Regions from separate parts of the Mus musculus genome. Here regions 1 and 2 are each linked to region 3. Evidence: chromatin loops called from intact Hi-C (ENCODE). Cell type or tissue: heart. All regions are shown on one strand. Each heading gives the region's core, and the rest is flanking DNA. Links, peaks and the distances in the headings are about the cores only.

Region 1 (6,545 bases), core at 472-5,471, 170 kb before region 3:
AAAAATGTCCTATACTATTAAAGACCTGTGCACTTGTTTACACTTGCAGATGATTTGTAACATTAAACTTTTATACTGGTTTTAACACTAGGACTATGAAAGATTGAAGTCTTTTCCTATGGTACCTGTCTGAGGGTCATAAGGCTCTTTGAATTCAGTTTATGAAGATTCTATTTTAAAGCACAGTGCAGATTAAAACCAGCCCAGGCGGCAAATGGAATGCCAGTTCTAAGACTTAGTTCTTTTCCTACATCACTTAGTACAAGTACTATTTCCTTCCCAATTAGCTAAACTGGGGTTTATTATTTTGTACTTACTGTGAGAGCTAGGCTACATGTTTGTCTCCTAGGTTCAAAATTCCATGCTGCTGAAATGTGAACATTTTCTCTTTAGACCTTAATTTGTTTTTCTAAAGAACACTCGTTTTTCTCTTTATATCTAAATTTGTTTTTCTAAAGAAATCTTATTGTGTTTCTATTTGTCTAGCATCTATGTAACCCTTGCTGGTCTGGAACTCATTATGTAGAGCAGGCTGGCCACAAGCTCACAGACTTCTGCCAGCTGCTGCCTCCCAATTGCTGGGATTCAAGGAGTGTACCATCACACCTGGCATTGCACAAATACTTCTTAATAGTTAGCCACTTGTTATGTATATATGAAGTTTCTCATCTCTTTCCTGGAGAAAAGTAAATTATAAAAAAAGAAAAAGAAAAACATATCAATAGGAATCTAGTGACCCACTTTAAATGGTAAGTTTTGTTGTGTATACTTTACAGTAAAAATCATACTACCACTTTGTACCTACCATTTAAAATTGTAATAGTGTTTTTGGACACAACACTGCTTCCTCAAGAGGACTCCCCACTTACTTGTTATAGACTCTTTCTTAAGACTACTCATAACTCCAGGGCCTAACTCTCTCTGTTAGTTACTAGGGAAGGTAATCATATAACTTGGCTTCTCCCAATGTTGTTAGTTCCTTGTTGCTTCCTTGATTAATAAGCCTCCATTTTAATAGCAGGAGTTAAAAATGTTACTCACACTATAGTAAGTATGAAGACAAAGTAATGTGTCTCAGATTTACAGCTCTGCCATTCTTGAAGCAACGGTTAATTACAAGCCAATTCCAGCTCTAGCAAAGTATTTCACACTCTGCAGTATGATGAAACTGGATGCGTGTTTACAAATATTTCACTTAAGCTATAAGCAGTTTCTAGAGTGAAACAGTATTCCTAAGACGACACTTGGCGAAGTAACAGTGTTCATCCATTAAACGCATTCTAAAGTTGATTATGTAACTTAATAATTAAGGCACTTGTTGCTTTTATCATTTTCAGCCCAGGCAATTCATTAAACATATAAATAGTAAAACTTTTGAAGTACAGAACGGAAAAGTTTTGCCAGTATATTGTGAGCCGGAGTCACAGAACTCTAGATTTTCAATGATTTCTGACTTCAATGATTTCTGAGACTCTTGGAGAAAAATCTGCAGGAGCCTGCATCAATGTCCCATGAAAGGTAAAGTGCTTCTCAGACTTGTAGCTACCCACCTGAAACCTGCCATACTCACCTAAATAGCCATCACCACTTTGTCCACATTGCTTTGAACCAGCTATATTAGATGCACTTAATCTTCAGAACCCCAAGGGAAGCGTTTACCGAGAGTGTCCACTCATTGATTAGACAAAAAAAGTATCTGTTGATACTTGTGATACATAAGTGTTACTTGTAGAAGTCCATTTTCCCACAAGTTACACTATGTTACTAAGTAGACTGTGCTACTAAGTAGCTAATTCCGATAGGCTGCTAAGTAGCTAGTTAAGGCTCACTACTAAGTAGACTCTGCAACTAAGTAGTTAGTTCTCATTTATACCTCCCCAAGTAAAGTCGGCTTTGGCTCCTTCCCGACGCTGATTCTGCCTCATCTCTTTCCATTAAACTTACGTTGAAAAAAAAAAAATCAACAAATGAGCTAAGTCAGCTTTGAGCTCAGTAGTTTTCTAGTCCCAACCACAGAGTTCAGGGTAGCGCTCGAGGAAAAGGCAGCCCGTGGGGACTGCTCGGAGCAGAGGCTGGCGCCCTGACCACGCCCACTTCTCCCAAGGGCCTCTTCCGCCCGGGTTTGGCTCGCGGTGCACCTTACTGGTGGCGACGTCGCGCGAGCCAAAGGCGAGAGGTGGACACGCTTCGGCAGGTGGGGGAGGGAGGAAGCGACAGCTCGGGGTGGGCGGGCGGGAGGGCGCGGCTCCCCAGCAGGGAGGGCCGAAGCGAGGCTCAATCTGCGGCCGGCCGGAGGCCAGACCTAGCGTTCGCGCAGAGCCGTTAAGCGCAGCCGCGGTGGGTGTGGTCTGCTCGCTCGACTTCCCGCCTCCCGGCGACGCGAGCCCGGGGCCTTTCGCCTCCCTGTCATCCGGGCCCGCCCAGAGTCCGCCCCGCCCCGCGCGCCTGGCCCTGGGGTCCCCGCCAACCCTCCTTGGCTTCCCAGAGCCCGCCCAGCAGGGGGCGGGGCCCCGCGGCAGTCACGTGCGCCGGCAGCCGCCAAGCGCGGCCGCTTTTGCGACGCGGTGACAGCCAAATGGTGCGACAGGAGGAGCTGCCGCCGCGGCCGCTGCGCCCCGCACCGAGAGCTCCGAGTCGGCTCCCGGCGTCGCCCTGAGGGAGCGGCTGAGGGAACAGAGTCCGGCGGGCGGCGGCGGGCGGCGAGGGGAGCCGCGCCGCGAGGGCCCTCGCTCCCCGCCGCTCTCCATGAGCCGCGCCTGCAAGCCGGGCCGCGCCTCCATGACTCCCTAGCTGCCGCTTTCTCTCCGGTCCTCGCCCCCCGCCCGGCTCTCCCGTCCCGCCTTCTCCCTCGGCCGCGCCGCTGGGCGCCTTCAGGTGCGGAGGCCCGAGCGGAGCGCCATGGCGTCCAACCCCGACCGGGGGGAGATCCTCCTCACCGAGCTGCAGGTAAGGGCCGCGGCCCTGCGGGAGCGCCGCCCGGGGAACCCGGGAGGGGAAGGCGGCCGCGGGGTCGGGGTCGGGGACGCTGCGCGGCGCGGCGCGCCCCTGGCCCGCTAGGTGTGGAAACTCGCGGGGTGTCAGGCCGGAGCCGCCTCTCCGCCCCGGGACCCGGTCTCCCGCGCGCGCTCTCGGAGGCCACCGGGCGGCGGGACCCCGTCCCCGCGGGCGGGGCCGCTTACTCGCTCGGGTCCCCTCCGGGTGTCACCGCCCCGCCCTCCCCCCAGCCCCGCTCCCTAACTCCTTTGAATGACTCCCAGGCTGTGGGCGGTTCCCTCCCTTTCCCCTCCGACCGCACAAAGAGCGCCCCCCGAACTTGAGCCCCCGAGGGCTCGCTCCGAAGTGATGGCCTTGCGCTGCCAGCCGCCTTCAGGTGACCGCGAGCCCGTAGCGTGATCTGCGGGCCGCGTCTCTCTCCCAACTTTTCCTTTTGAACTCCGTGAGAGAGAGAGAGGTGGTCCCTCGGATGGCTCTCCCTGCTCACATCCGGAAGTTCAAATATTGATGCTTCCCCCCCCCCCCCACCGCCCCAGACTTTCATTTTCCCTCCGGTTTGGACACAAGAGAGAGAGAGAGAGAGAGAGAGAGAGAGAGAGAGCGCTACAGAAGTTGTTTACAAACCAGAGAACTGTTCATTAAGTGAAAACGTTAGGCAGCACATGTCCGCAGAAGATAACAAAATAGATGGCGTAATTAGTGTAGTCGGTGTCGAAGCAATATTATTCTTTCCTATTCCCAGCTAAATAAAGTAAGCCACGATTTTTGTTTTGAGATCTCTATGGAGTAGGAGACTTTAAGTTTATCCTGTTGGTTACTTTTTCATTACTTTGGAGTATTCAAGAGATGTTTACATCTGGATTAAAATTTTGTCTCTAAACTGGGTTTGTTTTGTTTTAATGTATTGATATTTTGGCTACTCAAAGATTAGAGGTGAGAACGGAGACACTTGCATTTCTTTTGAATGCATTAGAGGGTTGATTTTTTTTTTTTAATTACTAGTTGCTTCAATGTTTAAATTTCTTTTTGAAATGCATTTCTTTCTAAAGCTCATTATAAGCCTGGTATATTCAGGCAATCAGATGTAAGTTTAAACACATTGCTATGATATTTGCAATATCTTAAAAATTACAGACTTCAGCAGGGTACACTAGTGCACTACTGCACTTGTGGAATCCTTTGGAAAAGTAAAGTTGAATTTCCTGTCACTTGAAAATGCCACTATATAACCTTTTAACTACAGTTAGCTTTTAGTGAGCAGCTCTTCACAACACTCATTTGCTAACTGAATAGATCCTTTTTAAAAAATGTACATGCTTCTAAAAGTAAGCATGTACTTTTGGTCTTAAATTTTTTTTGAAATAGCATATAATGCCTTATTTTGAAATATGAAAAGCACACGTTGATTTTGATGAGAAAATGCCATTAAAATGGCAGCATTTTTTCCTTTTTTTTTTTTTTTTTAATCAATGGTGTTAGAATTATAAAGTGTATGGCATCCTTATATTTTCTGGGGGTTGGCATAAATGGCACTTATTTTGGCATTGTAACGGAAAGCATTTTATTGTTATATTTAGGACCTTTTTATTAGTAAGGTCAATTTTAGCAGTAATGAGCAGTTAAAGAATGATAAAAGCCTTTAAATATGACAATTTAAAAAGTGGAATCAAAGGAACACCCAATGCAGTTATGTTTTATAAAAAGTATAGCTTCCTCTAAAAACTAGTTTTACCAAGTGGTACTTTAATAATAACTTTTACATTGTCATTATCTATCAAGGACATTTTTCTTTGTTTATTGTATTCTCAGTTCTAATAAAAGTTATTGCATTTAAAGTTTATTATGTTTACTAAAATATTTATATTGTTTCCTATCATCACTTAAGATACATGGCCATAAATTTACACCTCTTAATAAATCTACACTTATTTCGTCTAGTCATGAAAATGTACGTTGACTTGCTATTTGCCAAAAGTTTACTCAAAGAGTCATTTTTTTAAATCTTCTAAATTGTTTGAATTTATTTAGATGGAAAATTAGCTCTTAATGATTTTCTGGCAAACACACTGTTTAGTAGGTAACCAGTTGTAAGATGTGTTTAGTGGCTGAACACTGTTACTTCACCATCTCTTGTCTTAATATTGTTTCCCTCTAGATACTGATTACAATGTCAATGACATATTTATTTATTTATTCAGTTTCATTTTTTAATCTTACTGCAGAATTTGAAATACTTTGCTAGAACTAGAATTGACTTGTTAATAACCTTTGCTTCTAGAAAGGCAACTTTGTAAATCTGAAACACATTATTTTGTTTTCATCCTTACTATAATGTGTCTGTGAGTATCATTTTTAACTCTCACTGATAAGGTGGAGGCTTATTAAACAAGAAAGCATTAATAGGGTGCACATTAACTTTGTTAGCCAGAGACTTGAAGCCTTAAGGAAGAATATTTGTTATAATAAAAACAAAAACAGGCTGTTAAAAATTTAAACAGTTTCTAGCTTGTATATAATAATATTCCTACTTTTTAAAATTTGAATCTTAGCAGGAAACTTATTTTTGTGAGACAAACAACAACAAAAAAAACCCTAAATTTTATTTCTAAGAAAACTGGGATTAATGAAAAGTATCAAGAATCTCCAGACGACTATATTACTTCAAGAAAACACAGAACCAAATATTGAGTAGAAGAAACTATTTAAAATAATTTTGTTGATACTGTTGATTCATCTCCTTTATCCGAGTTCCTAAAGTGTTTGTTTGGGTAAAGGAAGTTTACTCAAGAGAAAAGTTATGGTAGGTAGTTACCTTACATTACAGATGTCCATGTCCTTTGAATACCTGCAGGACTTTGAATATCTGCAGGACCTAAACATGACAGGGTGATTTTTACTTTCTAGAATAGCACAATCACATTTGTACTGGTAGAGAGTTTTATGAAAGTGCAAATAGCAGTATTTGCTACATACCAGACATTGCTCTTAGGTATCTTTTATACCTATTTGACATTCACAAAGATCTAGTAGGGTAAGATATGTTGCTTTTATTTTATGAATTAGGAAACTAAGCTCAAGAGAATTAAGTTGTCAGGCGTGGTGGCACATGTCATTAGTTCCAGCACTCAGAGGGAGAAGCATAGAGAGTGCTCTGAGTTCAAGGCCTGCTTGGTCTATATAGTTAGTTTCAGGATAGCCAGAGCTAAATAGTGAGATGCTGCCTCAAAAACAAAAAACAGGAAAACAATCAACAAACAAGAATGTTAAGTAAATTAACATTGGGTTGCTTTCTCAAGTGACTTCATAGTTTAAATTTTAAGTTTGTTTACAACCTAGTTCAATGTTGACATTAGAAGATGCTCGGAATATTAATAGGAAGGTTTCATTTGTTACCTTATAATGAGGACTGTCTTGATCATTTTATGAGAAATTTATTATAGTTATTGTCATACTCAATTACAGTTAACCTTTGTATCCTCAGGCTCTTCATTCATAGATTCAGCCAAATGCCACTGCCTACCAAGTGATGGGATCTCTGAGTTTAAGGTCAA
Region 2 (6,545 bases), core at 1,070-6,069, 150 kb after region 3:
GTGGGATGGGGCACACACCACATCCAGATACCCTTGGTTTCGGATTGCACTGTGGAGCCCAAGGAGAAGCCTAAAGGTGAGAGGAAAACAGAAAAGGGTCACAGCAGGAAGACCAGGGCTAGTAGAGTATTGACACTGTGTCAAGGAAAGGGGTTGCTGTCATTCATTTCAGCAAGGACAATCAGTTTAGTTTGTATATAACAGATGCTTTCAAGAAACACTTGGTAAAGATTTCTTGCCTCATTCTTGCAACTCCTCAAAGTAGACTGTGTTATAGAATTAGTTTAGACTCTATTTATTAGTTGGAGTTTTTGATCTGAGTTCAAAGATGTTCAAAGACATGGGGTTCAGCAATTGAGGAACAGCAGCAAATGGTCACATAAGTGGCCTGAGTTCCCTCGGCTTTGACCCTGGTGAGCTTTAGCGTGCCCAGGGCCTAGTGCTGCACATCTGGTCACAGTTCCCTTCATGTAGTTCCAGCCAATGTTTCTCTTGCCACATGTCGGCACTCACTCCTTACCTGCTTCTTTCAAACAAGGAGCTTAGTTCCTACCTGGTCATTCCTGCTGCCTCTCCCTAGACATTTGCTCACACATGCTGGTTCCCTTTGCCCTACAATGCCACTGTGAACTGAACCATCATGCCCTCCCATTACTCCATGACTGGGTGCTAGAGTTTAGATCTAGAATATCAACCAAAGGCTGATGAATTCAAGGCTTGCTCCACACAATGATGAAGGGACTCCTTGTGGAAACTTTTAAGAGGCAAGGCCAAGTGGAGGTCTTCAGGTATGCCTTTGAAGAACACTGGAGAAGGCTGTGTCTCTTTGATATTGTTGGTGTCGTTACTGTTGCTTTCTTAATGCCTGACTGGAAATTAACAGAGCAGCACAGCTCTGCCATAGGCTTCCTGCTCATCTGTGCTGCCTTTCCCACCAGGTCCATAAGCACTGGGGCCAGTTATGGAGGACTTGAATCCTCCAAGCACTGCCAATCAAAACAAACGTGTGTCATCACCAATGTTTTCGCTCATGCATTTGGCATGATGATGGACAGCTGGCTGGTGTAGTGGGCTCCTATCTCCTGCCAGGTCCCTCATGGGCACATTAGATTTATTCATTTTTTGATGCCCCTTCCTCTGAGGAATGGTAGGGACCAGGAGGAGAGATAAGAAATGAGAAAAAGAAAGATTATGGGGATGAAGCTTGGGAGGGGAGAGCAGCTCAAATGTATTATATCCATGCATGAAAATGGCCATATGTAACACAATAGAGCAAAATAAAGCTTTAAAAAGGTTTGACAGGAAATACAAACAACACCCTCCCCACATCCTCACCCCACACCCTGACAGGATGATAGTCCAGTTTGGATGTAGGATATATAAGGACCATATTACACATCCTTCAGCCTATCTATTTTTCAATAGAACAGGTGGAACAATAGTCATACTTGAAATGTGCTTGTGGCTTGGGCAAAGGTACAGAAGGGAGAATGGATGCTTTTGGTTCAGCTGCTGATCAGGCCAGAATAGCGGAGATCAAAAGGAAAGCTGAGGCAAGTCTTTTGATGAAGTTGGGAAACTATTAATACTCAGAAAAACTTAATTTTCCCCCATGGGTTAAGAAATTATAAATTTTATGACAAGAAGGGGAATTTTCACTTGTGAGAGGTGCTGGTATTCTGTCTGGAGTCCACCCCCACATATACCTAGCAACAGCCAGGTCTGCTCCTCCCCATGGCTACCTGGTAACAGCCAGGTAGGCCTGGCCCTATAAAAGGGACTGCTTGGTCTCTCTCTCTCTCTCTCTCTCTCTCTCTCTCTCTCTCTCTCTCTCTCTCTCTCCTTTCTCTTGCCTCTTGTCCCCTTACTCCCCCTTTCTTCCCATTCCCTTCTCCCCTCTCTCCATGTGACCATGGCCAGCCTCTACTTCTCTCCTCTCTCCTCTCTACCTTTCTCTGCCTCTACTACCCTCTTAACTCCCCTTCCCATGCCCCGAATAAACTGTATTCTACACTATACTGTTGTGTGGCTGGTCTCTCAGGGAGAAGGGATGCCTCGGCATGGGCCCACAGAGTCCCCCACCTTCCCCCACACCCCACCAGAACGTATTCTTATATTCTTTATCTTTTTATGACCACAGCAAGAGGGATCAGACTTTTCCACGAGATCACCCTAGAAAAGTGTGCTCAGCTCTACATTAGTCCAAGGAAATTATCCCTATACACCCCAAGGACACTCACCATGGTTCCGTCCTGCAAGACGATTCATGAGGTAGGACTTCCCTGTACGATATAAACCAACAATGGCCACCACCACCAGAGGCTGTGCTATCTGCTCAAGAATCCTTATGGCTTCCAGATTTACTGTCAGCTGATTTTTCCAATTTTCCACCAGACAAATGGGTGCCTCCATGGTCCACTCGGAAGCTGCAGAACCCTGTAACCCAGAACAGTCGCTCACTGAAATATGGGATCTTAAAATCGTCTGTTGTCATCACCCAAGGCAGACACATGTCGGTTTTTGTTTGCGCAACACGTATCTCAAGTTCTGTATGTTTCTAAAGTGGGAAATGAACTCAGCCTTCCCAAACCTGTTACAGTATTTCTCATAGAATATATCACGATTCTTCTTTGAACTATGAAAAGTATTCTCCGGCTTCTTAAAAAATAACATGAGAAAGCCAACAACACTGATGTCTGAGACTGAGAGCACTCGGGTTTTGCAGCGGGTGAGGCAAAAACGCACGTGGCAAAGTTGCAAAGTGGGTAGAAAGGTTTCCTGGCATTCTGAGAGAATTTGAAGTCTGTTTCAGTATGAGAAGTTTGCCGGGTGTGTGTTGGGCACTGCCTTAGGTGGCTGTTATCAAAGAATAAACTAAATGAGTGCAATTTCCTACCTTGGTGAGCCTCTGTTCAAATGGGAGAGAAAACGAAGCAGAAAATGAACACACACACACACACACACACACACACACACACACACACACGTGCCCGTGCGCCCACACACGCCTTAGAATAAAGTAAGTATAGAGCGAGGTAGGGACATTGGAGGTTGAATTCAGATAAATAAAACAGGGACTGACTCCAGCAAAATAAGATAAAATGAAGCCTCTTAGTGACACCTTTGAGGACAGATGTCTGCTATCAAGAAAACATTGCGGACACAAGGAAGCAAACTGGGGGAAGCTACCCTACAAGAGGCTGCAGTACTACTGAGTTTGGCTCCTGGGTACCAGGCTCTCACCACCAAGGATGGGCCTTGGTCATTGTCTCCCAAGCCAGAGGGGTTATTGAATGAAGACCCAAGAAAAGCAGTACATGCACGCTTGGCCCGCCAGGTGGCGCTCTGCAAATGGCCACAAGACCCTGTGAGGTCTGCAGCTTGCACTGGCTTGCCCACCAGGGTGAGTCTGCCACCCCAGAATGGAGATGTCCTGGCAATTTCGCCGGCAGCGTCTGTTGAGAGAAACACATGTGGTTACTCACCCAGGCACTGGCTCTGTAACAGGGACAGTCCTCAGCCAACTTAGTTCTTTCCCTGAGCTTCCTACTGCTCCAGGCTCCTTGGAGCAGCCACTGTTAGAAGTGGCAAAGTAACAGCCGCCCAAACACAAATTGAGATAAAAGGAACTGAAATCGAAACCATGCTCCTTGCTTGATGACTCAGTCAGTCGTTGAGGGCTTGAACAAAATAACAGAATTTGTGACCTCAGCTGAGCTGAGGAATTTCCCAGATCCCCCCGAACTTTCTGCAGTTATCACCCCGCCACATCTTGCAGATTGAGACTTTTTTTCTTTCCTACAGTGTGTTCCATCACCGATGCAAAAAAAAAAAAAAAAAAAAGGAGAAAACAGAATCACACTTGGCACACAAGTCTGTCTGTAGTACTCACCAGGGAACACTACTAATCAATGATTGTCATTGCGTTTTCTGGGTCCCCTGCCCTCTTGGATTTAGACTGCAGTCTAAATCAGCAGTGTGGCCTCCTCCTTTCCCTCCACACATTTCAGAGGAAATGCTCCCTCAGATGCAGCAGGAGAAAATAGCAGTCATTATACAACCTGAACTCAGGCTGTGAATTCGAGCCAAAGGCGACGACTGGACTTCCCCCCAGCAGAAAAGCCCTTTCTCCTCCCTTTCTTGTGTTTTCCAGGGATCTGGGAAATAGAAACTGAAACTGTGTCCTGACATGAACCAGCTTTGTTTAGGGAGTCAAAGATGATTGCTCAAGCCCTGGGTATCCTAGCCTTTTTGTTAAAGGAAAACAAGTCCCCAGTTTCCTTAAAGTGCATATCTGCTGTCAGCTCCCTGTTAGAGTCTTTAACCAAAGTGTTATAAAGATGGTGAACTATAGAGATGGCCACTGTTTACAGTGCAGCTTGCTTGGCAAGAACAATGCATGATTCAGTCAGGTCTGTCAGTAGAGCTAACAACTCTGGGCTGTTCCTTCTCTACTCTGACTGACAGGAAGTTCCCAGTATGCTTTGCCTGTCTTTCTGGGGATGTCTCAAACTACTCTCTTTCTTTGTTTGCCATTTGTCCAACACAAGTGTTCATTCCTAATCTACAAATCCAAACTTCCAAATCCTCCCAATACTGATTTTTTTTTGAGTTCTGACATAAAATCACAAGTAAAAAAAATCTGTTCTATAAAAGTTTCCTGCTTTCATGAATTATTTAAAATATTGTCTATGTGAACTGGCCATGGAAGTGGAGGCAGGGGAACCATTCTGAGCTATATATTAAGCTTGAGGCTAGCCTGGGCTACATGAAAATTTTGTCTCAAAATATATATACAATATGTGGGACGGGGTTCATGTATGCTAAGTTGGCTGTGCTCAGACTACTTCATGTACTTCATGTATAGACTACTTTCAAATAATTCATGCAAAAAGCAAACTTTCAACATTAAAAACAAGACATAGACAGACTGACTTTTCAGTTAATAGAGTTCCAGGTGAGCTACAACAGATATGCTTTTATTATTAACTGCTACAAGTTATCATTAACTATCCTTTAAGGCTGGTTAGGTTGAAGTCCTTATATAATACATATGAGTATCAATTTGTGCTTTATTCCTTCCTTGATCATAAGAAAAAACTATATCTCCCTACTGGACCGACAAGTGAGTGAAAGGTACAGAGTTACCCATGGCATTCATATTCTCACTAGTCCAGCTATTCCATCCTTACATCCCACAGTGAGAAACAGAAGGGTCATATACAAATTGCTCCATTCAACTGATTACACAAGGACATGGGGAGGGGAGTTAAGAGAGTAGCAGAGGCAGAGAAAGGCATAGAGAAGGAAAGAGTAGAGAAGTAGAAGCTGGCCACCAGTCAGAAAGGCTAAGATCAAAAATTCAGGTGACTGCAGATGCTGGCAAGGATGTGGAGAAAGGGGAACACTCCTCCATTGCTGGTGGGATTGCAAGGTTGTACAACCACTCTGGAAATCAGTCTGGCGGTTCCTCAGAAAATTGGACATAGTACTACCAGAACATCCAGCAATACCTCTCCTGGGCATATACCCAGAATATTCTCCAACTTGTAATAAGGACACATGTTCCACTATGTTCATAGCAGCCTTATTTATAATAGCCAGAAGCTGGAAAGAACCCTAATGTCCCTCAACAGAGGAATGGATACAGAAAATGTGGTACATTTACACAATGGAGTACTACTCAGAAATTAAAAACAACTAATTTATGAAATTCTTAGGCAAATGGATGGATCTGGAGGATATCATCCTGAGTGAGGTAACCCAATCACAAAAGAACACACATGATATGCACTCACTGAAAAGCAGATATTAGCCCAGAAACTTGGAATACCCAAGATACAATTTGTAAAACACATGAAACTCAAGAAGAAAGAAGACCAAAGTGTGGATACTTTGTTCCTTCTTAGAATGGGGAACAAAACACCCATGGAAGGAGTTACAGAGACAAAGTTCGGAGCTGAGATGGAAGGAAGGACCATCCAGAGACTACTCTACCTGGGGATCCATCCCACAAACAACTCCAAAACCATATACTATTGCATATGCCAACAAGATTGTGCTGACAGGACCCTGATATAGCTCTCTCTTGTGAGGTTATGCCAGTACCTGGCAAATACAGAAGTGAATGCTTGCAGTCATCTATTGGATGGAACACAGGGCCCCCAATGAAGGAGCTAGAGAAAGTACCAAAGGAGCTGAAGGAGTCAGCAACACTATAGGAGGAACAATATGAACTAACCAGTACCCCCGCCTCCCAGCTGTGTCTCTAGTTACATATGTAGCAGAGCCCTTGGTCTTGCTAAAATTGTATGCCCCAGTACAGGGGAATGCCAGGGCCAGGAAGCAGGAGTGGGTAAGTTGGGGAGCAGGACAGGGGGAGGGTATAGGGGACTTTTGGAGAGAAAACTAGGAAAGCGGATAGCATTTGAAATGTAAATGAAGAGAATATCTAATAAAAATAAAATAAAATAAATAAATAAGAATTAGAAAAAAATTAGAAAGAGGTGATGGCGAATCAGGAATAGGGTTGTTGTATCTGGCTG
Region 3 (6,545 bases), core at 1,095-6,094:
CGTAGGTGGAGACCCTAACTCTTAATACTCAGAGTTTGGCTATAGAAATAGGGTCCCTGGGGACTGGAGACATGGCTCAGTAGCTAAGAGCACTGGATATCCTTCTAGAAGATGTGATTTAGTCCCAGCACCCACATGGAAGATTTTGTAACTCCAGTTCCAGAGTTCTGACACCCTCTTCTGGGAAGTATCAATCAATGTATGTGATACATACACATGCATGCAGACAAAACACTCAGATGCATAAAAAATTAAAAAAAAGATGTCGTAAAAAGAAGAAATAGGCTCATTGCATATGCCAGAGTTAAGATGAGGTCACTAGGGTGGGCTCACATCTGCTTTGATGTGTTGGCTCCTCATTTAAGGGGACATCTGGGCACCCAGTGTGGAGGCCTTGACAGAGGCTAAAGTCATGGCTCTCCAAGTCAGGAATGCCAAAACCCCCCATGGAAACCACTGAAAAGCCAGAGAACGTAAGACTCTTCCTTCCTTCAGTAGGAAGGAAGGTCTCTATTAAAGTGATGTCAGCCTTTTGGCCTCCAAAGGCAATGAAGAGAAGAAAACAAAATGAAGCAAAAACAAACTAAACCTCCCATTGCGTAAGCACTTGCTTTGCTCACGCACTGGGGAAATCAGTTGACGGGTGAGAAGTAGGTGAGAAGCCACTGGTCACTCACAGAGGTTAGGTTGGAACGTTGCAGGTCCAGAGCCCAGTTTCAATTTCTCTCAGGTTATTTTCAGCCCCCTTGAGGGACTCAGTGTCTATTCTAATGTATTTATGGCTAATGTACAAAAATCCTTTGAATGGTATAATAGATCACTAGCTTTGCCAACCGAAAGGCTGAGTGTCACAGATAAGAATAGAGACCCCCCCCCAACACATGCGCACGCACGCACCTTGCTTTAACCTCCCTACCTAATGTCTTCACCAACATATTTTAAAACTGGCTTGATTCATGACTATCTTTGTTCATTACCACAAAAGCTCCATCAGACTGTTAACACACTGGAACATGGAATTTGGGTGTTCCCGTGCTCCTGAACAACGGCAACTCATATTTGGCCCCAGAATAAGCAATCTCCCTTCGCTTTGACCAAGGTCATAAGATGCTCTTCGCACACCAGACTCAACGGCAGAGGTAAATAGTGGTTGTGTAAAACTTACTTCCTAGAGAGCAGCTAAAGGTCTGGTGTGAATTTTGAACACAGCCAAGCATGTGGAGTGCATTTGTTCATCAGTGAGATTTCAGGTGTTGCATATTCACGAGCTGTGTCTTATACAAAGCTGCTGAAATCACAAGCTACTTAATCTTTCCTCAGCTTGAAGGGAAGGGTGCCTCTCTAGAGCTTCAACACACGGTGGCGGTGGCGAGCGAGTTTAGCAAAGATAAGGAAAACTGTCAACAAAGCTAGTTCCAAAGATGAAAGGAATTACAACCCGGGCGCCCAATACAGGAAGCTACAGCTGTACACATTTTAAGGACTTAACCCACAGGATTTAATGCTTGTAGGTTGGATGAGACGGGTACAGAAAAAGCCTCACAAACAAGGGGATGAAGCTGAGGGAAACGAGGCTGTCAAATCCAGACAGTAGAAGTCATTAATCAAGTCTTTACCCAGCGCAGCCAAGGTGACTAGAGGGCAAGAAAGGCCTAAAATAGCAAAAGCAGAGCTGTATACAATGTATGATTCTGTATTCTTCTAGAAGAACCCTGAATACTACACACACACACACACACACACACACACACACACACTCACACTATTGTATTTTAATTTTACTTATTTGTGTATATTTTGATGTCCCAGTGCCCACAGCCACAGCACTTAGGACTCCTTCATTCCTTATCACTAATAATACTTCATAATGTCTCTCGTTTCGTTTAAAACACACTGGAAATGCCATACTATCTCCCAACCTATGCCATGGCTTCTTTTGTGAAGTACACAGCTGTCACTCGGGCTTCTGTGCAACCCGGCACTCTCAGGACTTCACTGGGACATTACCAAGGGCCGAGGCTTCCCCTGGCACATCAGATGCCCTCAACAGCCCAAAGCTATCAGACCTCTTATTTGCATGAGTTGCAGACTAAATCTGCATGCAGTCTTTTGGTATAAAGGAGAATGATAAGAAGGTTGGCGCTTCTGTTGGAAGTGCAGAGGGGCGCTCCAGCACACAGGGAAGAGACCTCGAGCCCACAGGTTTTGTTTCATCTCTGTCCCCACCTACTCTACTTTCCTTCCCAAGACACAAAGTAACCTCCCCCACCCCACGCCCAAATTCACTCTCAGGGAGGGACATTAAGCCCCAGGAATCTCCAGGGAAATGAAAACTAAAATCAGGAGACATCATAATGAATCCATTAAGATGTTTGTAGACAGCAAGTGTTGCGGACAGGGATGTGGGCCACTGGCTACTGCTCAGGCCTCATGGGATGTAATGGGGTCCAGGCAGTTTGGGAAATGTTTTGGAAGTGACCTAAAAACTAAACATAATTTAAATATAGTTAAAAGTAAAGCAGACATCTCACTGTGAGGTGTTTACAAGAGAACGGAAAACCTCATCTAATAAATCAAGGCACAGGGACCCTTCACACAGTTTATGCACAGAAATCTAAACCTAGAAACAACACAAAGCTTCTCAAAGGGGGAAAAGAGAAGGAAGCAACGGCCAATCTACAACCTGAAGTAGCACTCAACGGCAAGGAGGGAGAAACCACCGACATGCTACACTTAAAATCATTGTATGTATATAAAAAAAACCCTCCTATAAAATACAAAGGCGAACTAATCCGTAATGACAAAGAACAAATCAAAGGACTGGGTTATAGCTCAGTGGAGGAGTGTTTGCTTTGAGTGTGCAGGCTCTGGGTTCAATTTACAGCTCCACAAGGTAAGCCATGAGCTACAGACAAACACAAGGCCCGCTGCCACGGGGTTACGGGGATGCTGTGTGGTTGCTTGTGGCTGGTTTTTCACGGATCGTTTTCTAGCAAACGATCAATTGAGTTGTCAGTCTTCACTGTAGTTTGTTGCATCTAGACTTGATTTGAAAAGGTTGTCAGGGTGTTCTGAGACCACGCCTCCTTTTTCTCTCTGGAAAGAACGGAAGTTCCTCAAGTAAAGATAAACAAAATGATCTCACAGATAGGAGCTTCCCAGATAGGAGCTCCGTATTCAGGAAACCAGGTGGATTACTATGTTTGGCCACTAGATGGCAGCACCAACACAGACTGCTCCTGCCATGATGGAAAAACTGAATGTAAAATTCAGCCGGACCTCTGAACTAAGATTTAAGGATGAGGCAATTACTCCAGATACAAAGGTCTGAGAATCTAACGGAAACCTCTAAGCAACACATACTCGGTTTCTCTATTTTATACACTATTATTTCTAAGCTGGGTTTCGTGGCTGTCCTGTATTCCCAACAGTACTGGAGGCTGGAGATAAGGAATCATTACAAAGTTGAGGTCAGCCTGGTCTATATAGTGCCTGTCTCAAACTACAAATAAGCAGGCAGGCAGGCAGGCAGGCAGGCAGGCATGGTGATGCATACCTGTAAGCCAAGAACTTGAGAGGCAGAGGCAGGAGGAAGCCAGCCGGAGCTACCTAGCAAGCTCTAGGTCAGACTCCCTTACAGGAAACCCTGTCTGAAAAACCGCACCAAACCAAATCAACCAGCCAAAAAAATGAACATTTTGAATGTGATGTGTTCAGCTTCTCTTGACTGAACTCATGAGTGATCCTGTGTTGGGAGCCATTAAGGCAACACTATTGTCCTGATCTCTGAATTGGGCCTCTCCCCCCGAGAAGAAAAGAGGGTCAAAAGTGGGCCACCGGATGCACCGCTCCAAGAAAGTCAGCGCCGGATGTCCTGACCTCAAGATACCCTGATACCGCCAAGTTCCTGCTTCCCCGCGTAACTGCCTAAGAATGTGCAATTCTATTGCCCCCCCTCCCACTGATAAATACTTCTCCTTTTGCTTGTATTACCCCATCCCTCTCGCTGATAAGTATCTGTACTTCCCCGTTTCCTTGTGCAATTCTACTGCCCCATCCTTCCTGCTGAAAGGCACTTCCCCCTTTGCTTGTGTATTTAAACCTTGGGCCTGGCTAATACATTTTGGGGGTCTTGATACAACTTCAGAACGGATTCCGTGTCGTTACTCGTACAAGACCCTCGTCTCTCTCTACCCCCCATTTGGTTATTAGGAGGAGGTCCCCTCGAGATCCTCGAATAACTGGACCTGCTGGACGGGTCAATCCTGACTCTCCGAGAGATGGTGTGTTAGAGGAAAATCTTACACATACCTCAACAGGAAGCCAGGCACGGGCGGCACACCCTCCCAGGACCGGTCCTAGGAGCGCAGTGGGTGTGAACTGCGCTGGACCTTCCTAAACTGAAGGCAAACAGGTATCTATCAAAGCCTGTTGCTGCACGTTTGGCTGACTTCAGTCTGTGGAGAAAGTAGTTTGCCTTTCCATGCATTGCGTATTTCATACACACCTGTGCCCACTGGCTTCTCTGAACTCATGGCAGCTGGAGACACAGCTAAGCCCTGGAGGTTTCCCAGATGCTGGGGGTGGGGCGAGGTACAGCTTGGCATGCTGTGCAGTGGTCCACACGTGCAACTCCAGTGTTCACCTTCTGCGTCTCACCTAACACCCACATGACTATCAGACAACACTCCTAACCTGTACCCCTAACCTGAGTGAACCCCTGTCTCTATCAACCTTGAAGCTAACAGTGAGACGGCACCTGAACTCCACAGGTAACCAAAATAATAAATAATAATAAATGGCAGCTCTGTTGGCTTCCCCTTCTTGATGACCTAAGTGATGGCTATTGTTGTTAAGTGTCACCTCTGACATGCAGGATATCAGATATGACTCCTGTGAAAGGGTCACAACCCGTAGGTTGAGAAACACTGAATTAGGTGAACTGGAGGTCATCGACCTGCACTTTTGGACTTTTGGTCACAGCAATAGCCTTTGCTAAACAAAAAGGTTTGCACTTCAGCATGGCAGAGCCAGGCACGGTGAGTAAGGTACCCAACTTTGGGCAAGTGAATACACCTGTCACACATTCTCATTTGGAACACAGAGAAACTCATATTCAAACTCATATTTTGTGACCGTAGACTAAGAACGGCCACCACGATGAGCCACGAGCGACAAGCAGGCAGGTGCTCAAAGAACCAGAGTTCTGGCCAGTGATGAGACTCACTCCCTCAGCCCACATCACAGAATTACACCCCCCACTAAGACTCACTCCCTCAGCCCACATCACAGAACTACACCTCCCACTGAGATACTAAAAGTCCCTGGGAAATTGCATAATTTTTAACCAACGTGAGAAAATACATGCAATATTGGGTCTGTGACAAGCAATACCTACGGCAGAAGTGCAGAGTCCGAGGACTTTCGAAGAAGAGTAAATTGTCTTTATGGGCTTTGATCTGCAGCCAAGGGAGATGAGTCTCCTCTGGGCCAAAAGCATGCTAGAGAAAAGAGACATTGAAAGAGGAGTCAATGAGCGTTCGCTGCACCATTGCAAGATCCCCGTGGGTGGCTGAGAGAACACAAGCGCATATACACCTTAAATGTTGATGAGGGGTTTCAGGTATATATACACGGTATAAAAAATGCTTCAGACTTCTCGCCCTCACTATGCTATGCTGTATTTAGACTTCAAGGTTCAGAGCATTAGACGTTAAACCGTGCTAATAATGAGTGTGGGGCTCCTAGGACATCTTGTGGGGACTCACGTCTCTCCTTTAACCGTGTGAGTTCTAGACACCCTCCTCAGTGTGTCAAGCTTAACAGCAAGCATATTTAGCTACAGAACTTCACATCTTTGGCAACTATACTAGCTTTCTTCCTGGCCTCTTTTCCTTTTGGATTTCCTTTCTATTATTTATTATCCATTTCTGGAATCACCTGAAAGCTCCTCTTCTTCGTCTTATAGAGACCCTCACTCAAACTTTAGGTGGAGAGAGAGTCCAAACTGGAGATCTCCTTGGATCCTACCAGGGACCAACCTCGGCTTGGAGAGGGGTCCTGAGAGAAGGGGTGTCTGGGAGCTGCAAAAACAAACCACTCGCAGTCAATTCGTGAGTGCAAGCTGGTGGCCTATGCTCTGCTGGAGCCAGCTTTCCAGACTGCTTTCTCTCTGTTTTGCTTTCTTTTCTTCTCTGGAGAGCTGCAGAAAGCTAGCTAGCTCTCTCTCTCTCTCTCCTGCTTGAGACACTTCTCTCAACAGTACTCTCTTGCTATTCTAAAAAAATTCTCTGGATAGCTCATTTCTTGCAGTTCATAAGCCCAGTCTTTTATTTTACATATCAATCTAGTCACTTCAGGTTTCCTTTTGATTCCTATGAATCAGTAGCCCATCACCCTAGCTCCTTAATTCGTAGGAGACAGCAAGCACACATTTTCTTTTAATATTGTATAAGGATTCAGAAATCTGACTCTGTTAAACACAGGTGATCAGATAAATGGGTTGGAGTCCATCCTGAAATTACCATTTCTATACTACCCCTGGG

The links. Peaks named below come from ENCODE experiments on the same cell type or tissue, not always from the same donor. Only the 100,000 strongest peaks of a DNase experiment are listed, where the experiment ranks them.
Region 1: a loop joins it to region 3, with 2.5 times the contacts of the local background. A loop is called at or near these places in 1 of 42 quality-filtered maps.
Region 2: it touches region 3 in a loop (2.4-fold over the local background); 5 of 42 quality-filtered maps call a loop at or near these places.

Annotation. Positions count from the first base shown.
Region 1 is chr3:142,878,012-142,884,556 of GRCm38, reverse strand. It overlaps Pkn2 (protein kinase N2), which reads left to right and starts at 2,553. Exons shown (of 22, transcript NM_178654.4): 1 at 2,553-2,946. The coding sequence starts at 2,899. It overlaps 9530052C20Rik (RIKEN cDNA 9530052C20 gene), which reads right to left and starts at 2,062. Exons shown (of 2, transcript NR_152127.1): 1 at 1,571-2,062. In heart, for the core only: a CTCF peak has its summit at 2,517 (motif pointing right); a DNase peak (open chromatin) is centred at 2,436; H3K4me3 peaks cover 3,023 bases; H3K27ac peaks cover 2,617 bases.
Region 2 is chr3:142,557,631-142,564,175 of GRCm38, reverse strand. It overlaps Gbp3 (guanylate binding protein 3), which reads right to left and starts at 3,820. Exons shown (of 11, transcript NM_001289493.2): 1 at 3,486-3,820; 2 at 2,241-2,436; 3 at 1-70. The coding sequence starts at 2,412. In heart, for the core only: a CTCF peak has its summit at 3,361 (motif pointing right); DNase peaks (open chromatin) are centred at 3,375 and 4,105; H3K4me3 peaks cover 1,193 bases; H3K27ac peaks cover 249 bases.
Region 3 is chr3:142,705,645-142,712,189 of GRCm38, reverse strand. It overlaps Kyat3 (kynurenine aminotransferase 3), which reads right to left. Exons shown (of 14, transcript NM_001293560.1): 2 at 5,399-5,501. The coding sequence starts at 5,500. Among named protein-coding and RNA genes, the nearest start is that of Kyat3, 7.9 kb to the right of the region's middle. In heart, for the core only: CTCF peaks have their summits at 1,349 and 3,207 (motif pointing right); DNase peaks (open chromatin) are centred at 3,199 and 3,809; H3K27ac peaks cover 224 bases.